Regions from separate parts of the Homo sapiens genome. Here region 1 is linked to region 2. The links are chromatin contacts, found by Hi-C or POLR2A ChIA-PET in ENCODE. All regions are on one chromosome and are shown on one strand. The core of a region is the stretch at or near the end of the contact, and the rest is flanking DNA. Distances in the headings are between cores, read along the strand shown.

The links. A loop is a pair of places that touch in the nucleus more often than their neighbours do. ChIA-PET counts read pairs that join two places held with the same protein, here RNA polymerase II (POLR2A).
Region 1: a loop to region 2 is called in a map of prostate gland, with 2.4 times the contacts of the local background. The contact joins two enhancer-like sites. A Hi-C loop is called at or near these places in 2 of 168 maps with a recorded cell type or tissue (PC-3 and prostate gland). POLR2A ChIA-PET finds 5 or more read pairs at or near these places in 3 of 52 experiments (A673, HCT116 and T-cell).

What each region holds. Positions count from the first base shown.
Region 1 is chr3:28,939,485-28,943,052 of GRCh38, forward strand. No RefSeq gene overlaps it. Among named protein-coding and RNA genes, the nearest start is that of RBMS3-AS3, 340 kb to the right of the region's middle. Within about 2 kb of position 1,336, at least 2 of the 41 ENCODE cell types and tissues checked have a DNase peak (open chromatin) inside an H3K27ac peak, as active enhancers do.
Region 2 is chr3:29,063,889-29,067,641 of GRCh38, forward strand. No RefSeq gene overlaps it. Among named protein-coding and RNA genes, the nearest start is that of RBMS3-AS3, 220 kb to the right of the region's middle. Within about 2 kb of position 1,648, at least 7 of the 41 ENCODE cell types and tissues checked have a DNase peak (open chromatin) inside an H3K27ac peak, as active enhancers do.

The sequences.
Region 1 (3,568 bases), core at 86-2,585, 120 kb before region 2:
TAACTATTTTAGTGTCTGCATGTATATCCTAATATGTAAATCTCAAATATGCACAATATTTATTCTAAAAAAACAATCAAGATTTTTATTTTATTTTATTTTATTTTGAGACGGAGTCTCACTGTGTAGCCAGGCTGGGGTGCAGTGACGTGATCTTGGCTCACTGCAACCTCTGCCTCCCGGGTCAAGCGATTCTCCTGCCTCAGCCTCCCAAATAGCTGAAACTACATGCGTGCACCACCACGCCCTGCTAATTTTTGTATTTTTAGTAGAGATGGGGTTTCATCATGTTGCTCAGGATGGTCTTGATCTCTTGACCTCATGATCCACCCACCCCGGCCTCCCAAAGTGCTGCTGGGATTGCAGGTGTTAGCCACCGCGCCTGGCCAAAATGTGCACATTTTAAGGTGTTTTCTCCCCTTAGTGTCTAGAATATCTCCTAAATATTGAATGCCTTTTGGATTTCTTTGGAAGTTTATAGCACAAATGTTTTTGGCCACCTCTTTCTATGTCCCTCCTGTAGCCTCTCCTTGGCCTTTAAGATGCAGAATAATGTAGTTGTTGAGATCTTCCTGATATAAATTTATGCCAAGTATACACATCAGCAACAATTGTACATATCACTGCTTTCCTCCTTCCAACAGGTATAAGGACTTAGTTCTCAGTCCTGGGTTTCACTTCACTGCATGCTGCTTTGTGCAATAGTTAGCAAGCATTTTAGGGGACTGGCTAAGCAAAGTTTCCAAAAATAAGAGAAATCTAGAGGCAATGAACTTCTCCAAAATTTTGAAATTAAAAACATCCTCAAAACCCAAGAAGAAACTAGTTTAATTTTGTCAAACATTATACCTAACATATAGGGTATAAAGTTGTTGTTTTGAATTACACATATCATGAGCAGCTTATAAAATTCTTTTTAGTAAGTATCAGTCCCTAAAATCTTAATATGACCCGGATTTAACCTCATCTTTCCTGTCTTTTCTCTTTCCAGATTTTATTAGCAAAATTTCTCCACTGATTATGACTTTTGAGTTACCCCTTCTTCCTCTGTAAACACTGTTTTTTTTCTATTTTTTCTAGTTATCCAAAACTGGAGTAATTGGCAAATCACTTGCACTGGAACTCAAATTCTTGTGGGTTTGCTGAGAAAAGGTTATACAGAAGTAAAACCACATATACTTGAATTTTGCATAAGGGGAACTCCAGGCCAGGGAAAGATTGTGGTTTTGTAGGAAGATCACTCTCACCCTCAAAAAGCCAAGGGCATCTTTTCTTTAAAAGAGTTCCCACTTTGTTTATGTGGGAAATTGTCCAGGGCACAGCAAGTCTCTGGCAGGACTTTGCTGGCCTTTTGCTTTCTAACTGGCTGTTGTAAGCAAAAACAGCCCTCCAGAGTCTCTGTGTTTTGGTGACATGTGCAGCTGCAGTTTTCAGGGGAGGAAAGGGGCAGGAAAGAAAAAGGAGGATATCCTAATTCCTTTCCCACCTGATGTTCTAAAATGTTGAGATTGGGTCCTTACAGCCAGGGGTCATGAACCTAAATAAAGCACAGGGTAGCCAGCAGTGCTAGAATATCCACTCCATTTTCCTTAATTCAGTCTATAAAACAGAAGTATTCTGAAGTCTGTCCATGGATTTGATTTCCTGCAGTCTGAGCTCTACTGAGAGAGAGGTGGTGGAGCTCCTTCCTCTCTGTGGTGTCTCCAGCACCCTATAAATCAGCAGCTGGCTCACAATGTGTGCCTTTATATCCCATGGCCAAATCTCTACTGGCTACTTAAGGATACATTTCTGGGTCTTTGAGATGAGAAACTACACAACAGATGAGTGAATTTTAAGGATCCTATCGGTGTAAAATATATTAGGATTTGAATTAGAATATAATGGGGGTTCAGAACCTAGACTCTAGTCTGACTGCCTGGGTTTCACATTTCAGTACTTACTAGCTGTTGGACCATAGCTACGTTTTTGTGTGTTTGTTTGTTTTTGAGACAGAGTCTGTGTCACCCAGGCTGGAGCACAGTGGTGCAGTTAAGGCTCACAGCAGCCTCAAACTCATGGGCTCAAGCGATCAGCCCCGACCTCAGCCACCTTGAGTGGCTGGGACTATGGGCGTGTACCACCACGTCAGGCTAATTTTTGCATTTTTTGTAGAGACAGGGTTTCACCATGTTGCCTAGGCTGGTCTCGAACTCTTGGGCTCGAGCAATTGGCCTGCCTCAGCCTCCCAAAGTACTGGGATTACAGGTGTGAGCCACTACGGCCAGTTTTTCTTAAAAAAACTTTCCAAGCCTCTGTTTCCTCTTCTATAAAATGGTAATAATAATAGTACCTATCTCTTGGGTTTTTGTGAGGTTTAAAAACATGATTGTTGCAAAGCCTTGGGAACAGTGCTTGGCAATAATAAACAGTAAATTTAAGTGCTGTTGTGCTTGTGGTGGTTCATAATATTGGTATTATTATTATTATTATTATTATTATTATTATTATTATTATTATTGAGATGGAGTTTCACTCTTGTTGACCAAGCTGGAGTGCAATGGCATAATCTTGGCTCACTGTAACCTCTGCCTCCCGGGTTCAAGCAATTCTCCTACCTCAGCCTCCTGATTAGCTGGGATTACAGGCGCACACCACCATGCCTGGCCAATTTTTCGTATTTTTAGTAGAGACAGGGTTTCGCCATGTTGGCCAGGCTTGTCTCAAACTCCTGACCTCAGGTGATCCTCTCACCTCGGCCTCCCAAAATGCTGGGATTACAGACATGAGCCCCTGTGCCTGGCCTGCTATTATTATTGTTATTCTATTGGCGTAACATAGATTAGGTTGTCCAGGAGTAGAGCCTGAGACAAGAATTCTGGTGCAGGTATTTATTGAGGAATTACTCTCAAGGGAAACCTGTAAGGAGTGAGAGAATTAACGTAGGACAAGGAAGAAACTAGGCAAAGATGTAGTTTTAGCAGAGGCCTCACTTCAGCCTGATCCCATGGGGACATCTTGAGTAAGAATTACAGCAAAAGTTGTCCCACTGTAAGACAAGGTGACCAAATTTGTACCCCTGAAACAATTACTCATTGGTTTTAGGTTGCCTCAAGTGCAGAAAGCATAATTCCCAGCACCTTCTGAGGGGTGGGGATGGCCTGGAAGAGGATCTGAGTAAATTAGCTAGAAATAGTAATTAATTAGGAACCAGCAGAAAAAGTCTATGGGTGCATCTCATTCATATAAATATTTCTATTGAAGTAATCATGTGCATGTGTGCCAGAAACCAGAGCACCAAAAGCACACAGGAAAAGCTGAAGGGAGAATCTTTTACAGACTTGCTTTGGGCTCTTTGGATGGAGATTAAATATACTCAGTTTGGATTTTTATTAGTATTTAGAATTTGCAACTTAAGGCTCTTGAACAGCCTCACTGAATCAGAATTAGTGAATGGCTTCTGGACTGGGAACTCTGGTAGAATGATTTATTTGCCTCTATTCCCTTGCTTCTTGTTGCTGTTGCTCAGAAATCATGCGCAGTGGGTTGTTTTAAGGTAGAGTATGCATCATAGTTCCCAGAGTTTGAA
Region 2 (3,753 bases), core at 398-2,897:
GCCCAACACCTCTTTATTGCAATGTATGCCTTTCACCTTAAAAGAAAAATAAAACTGATTTTAATCGATTTTTCTCTCAGTATAGTGGATTGTCATTAACACTGTGGTAACATTTCATGTTATTGCAATCATTTTCCATGGTCATATATGTGGGGAAAATACTTAGTATCTGCTTCTGTGGGTTATAGAAACAGACGGTTTGGATAAATTACATCTGTCTAGGCAGACTCCTACTTTTTTGTTGTGTTATGTCATTCATCAGGGAAGTAATAAAATAGAGATCAGTGGTTCTGATGTAGTAACTAATACGTCAACCACAAGCTGATTTGAATAGCATTTTCATGGTGCATACCAACACTAATAACTGTGTGGTTTCCTCATAACCTCAGCAGGTTGTATTTATATACTGACAAAAGGACCATGTAAAATCCATGCACAGCTGGTCATCAGAAGGACTATAAAACACTAGGGTTTGTCATACATGTGGTAATTATAAAGTGAGGCTGTGCAGTGTTCCCTAAACCTTGAAAACAAAGCTTCAACTTAATCCTTAAGTGAACTGTTTTGGGTTGGCTTATCACACAGAAGCCCACTCAACAATACCTCCAAGGCAGTTTGTCCTTTGAAGAGAGAGGGGAAAAAAACATAAAATTCACAATAGTCAGTGTTGTGTTATTCAGTTGGTTACATATGGAAACACAAATCTTTGGATTGTCAACACTACTTTCATAACAGAAAGAAACATTTCATTTTGAAAACGTTTCCTTCCATTTTCTTTTACTGTTTGATGCTTGTTTGTACAGTTCATAATCTAATAATCTGAATTACAGCAATACTTTCTTGCATATTGTCCATGCTGAAATAAAAGTACATTGAAAGCTTTAGTTTTATGAAGTGCATACTGCATATGGAGATTTGTTTTCTAAGTAAACACTAAGCAATTTATGCACTAGTAGCATTCAAATCTCTGATGCTGTTTTGGGATAATTCTCAAGGATTTATGACTTTCATGAATTTCTCTCTAACCAACCTAGATGTACTTCAGAATTTTATCATTGTTTTTGACCAAATACCTTGAGTTTGAAGGCTGCTGTGGAAAGTACTCCATATACAAAGATTGGATAAAATCTGAGGCTTTTCAGAATGCTAAAGAAGATTTCAATTCTGCTGCCCTCCCAAAATTAAAAAACAAATCTTCAAAGCTCTGTGTTATTTTTACATTTTGTTTATGAAAATAAAATAAAATGTTGGACCACTTTTGATAATATTTAAGTTGACCAAATCACATTTGTTTTCACCAAATGAAGAAATTCTTCATTTACTGTATCACTTTAGTTTTCCTTCTCATGACTCCTTTGCCAAGAAAACAGATTTTGCAATCAGATGCCTACTAGCTGGGTGTTCATGAGCTGTGATGGATTACTTTTAATAGGTGCTATTTTCCTACTTCATTAACTGCTCTTTTTCTGATGGTGTTTTTTGGGTCAAGTTAGAAAAGAAACAAAGGTTTAACCATTTACCCAAATAGGCAATGACGCTAAGTGTATTTTTTTAAAGTTGATTATGTACACACAAGGATGTGTTTATTTTGGGAGTATGTGTGAGTAAGAGCTTGAGTGTGTGTGAATGTGTTGTTTTTTTCAACTTAAAACTCTTTGCCTGGCCAACTGCCATCTCCATGCCAGTCTCCATGGCAACTTCCTTAAGGATAAAGTAACAGAAATGTGAGGAGGCTGCCTGCCCACAAACAAAGCTGCCACAGCCCTGCCAGAGGCCTGACTAGACAGAATCCCGGAACACTCCACATTCCATGAGAGTTCTGCAGGTTACTGCAGCTAGCTCCATTTAAAGGTGCAGTGCCTCTAGTCCTGGGAGGAAAGTTTAAAAATGTCTTCTGACTAGTCTTTCCATATATTAGAATGTAGATATGCAACCCACATGTCTTGACATTATTTTTCCCTTCCCATCTACATTGAATAAACATTTTATATCTAGCATTTATTTTTTAGTGATATTTGGAAATTTGCTTGACAGAGACCTTTGCCTAATATTGTGTGTTGTATGTACATCACATCAGGATGTGATGTATGTACCTTTAAAATACTTGTATAAAATATAAAATATTGAAAAAGTGAGACTAAATATCTTGATCCATTCTGCTTTCTTAAAAAAAGTGTCTGCTTTCTAATCTTAATGGATTTATGCATGTTTTTCCAAGAAATCAATAAAATTATTAAAATTCATAGTATATTAACATATATAATATATATTATATATAACAGTAATTTTCAAATGGTAGCAATCTTCCATAGGACACTTGGCAATATCTCAGTGGATATTGGTTGTCACAACTGGGGCCATGATACTGGTATCCAGTGGTTAGAGTCCTGGGGGAGCTTTTAAATATCCTACAATCAATAGAATAGCTCCCATAGCAAAGGATTACTGGCCTGAAATGTCAATAATACGAAGGTTGGGAAACCCTAGTATACATACATAGATGTTATATATGTATGTATGTATGTGTGTATGTACATACCAATTTAAAAATAAAGATTATAAGGTGTAGAGAGCTTAAATAGGAATAAACTATGCTAAGGCAACTTTCTAAGTTGTTTTTGCTCTGTCTCCTCAAACTGGGTACCAGAACTCTGATGACAACTGTCAATCTAGAGTCCACTGTCCAGGATTATCTATACAATGTATTTAGTATCTCTATAGCAATTGTTTTTTAAGACCACAAAAGAATACCTAAGAAGACCAGGCCTAGGCTAGGGAGTAAGAACTATGTGTAGTTTACTCTGTCTCTAAGAGTGTTTTCTATGCAATGAACTATACATCATATACAAGCTGTTTTTTACCTTAACTATTAATTCTTTCCCATTAGGAATTAGTAAAATGCTTCATAATTATGGCTAAGGGAAATATTTATGATCTTCAGCATACAGATTGCTCATTTCATCTCCAAAGTTTTGCTAATACTATTCAGGCTGTTTATGTTGTTGTTACCCCATAATATTCAACACAGTGTTTATATCAGTTATGTTAACCAGTTATGGAAAATCCTGAGTTTCTGGTTACCCAAATGAAAAGTTTACTTTAAACACAAGCCAAGGAAGTTTGGTTATGTTCAGCAGTGCTACTCAAAGTATGATTTCCTAAACTGGTGAATGACTACAACCATTTGATTACTGGTCTGTAACAAAATAGGTATAGAAATTAAAAATAAGCTTTTAGAAATTTTAATAACAATTTTGTAATGTCACAGCATCTAAGCATGTCTCATCAAACAGCTTGAGGTGTTGTCAAATTCATGTGGTGAGTCATAGAGTCACTAGCTATGAACTAGTCATCATGATCTCTAGCTACGAACTGGTGTGATCATATAAACTCACATAGTGAGATAGTATGTTGGGTCTGTGATAGATTGGAAATTAATTTTAACAATAACCAAAAGTCGGCCAGGTGCAGTGGCTCACGCCTATAATCCCAGCTACTCCGGAGGCTGAGGAATGAGAATTGCTTGAACCTGGGAGGTAGAGGTTGCAGTGAGCCGAGATCACGCCACTGCACTCCAGCCTGGGCAACAGAGCGAGACCCCATCTCAAAAACAACAACAACAAAAAACCCTGAAACTCCCTGATATGAGAAACACAATCATATTTACTATATTTTTATTACCTGGAAATGTCTTCTCATTCTATTTATGTCCAGATAAAAGTCAGTTCTGCTTTTTGGACATATATGGTTTAG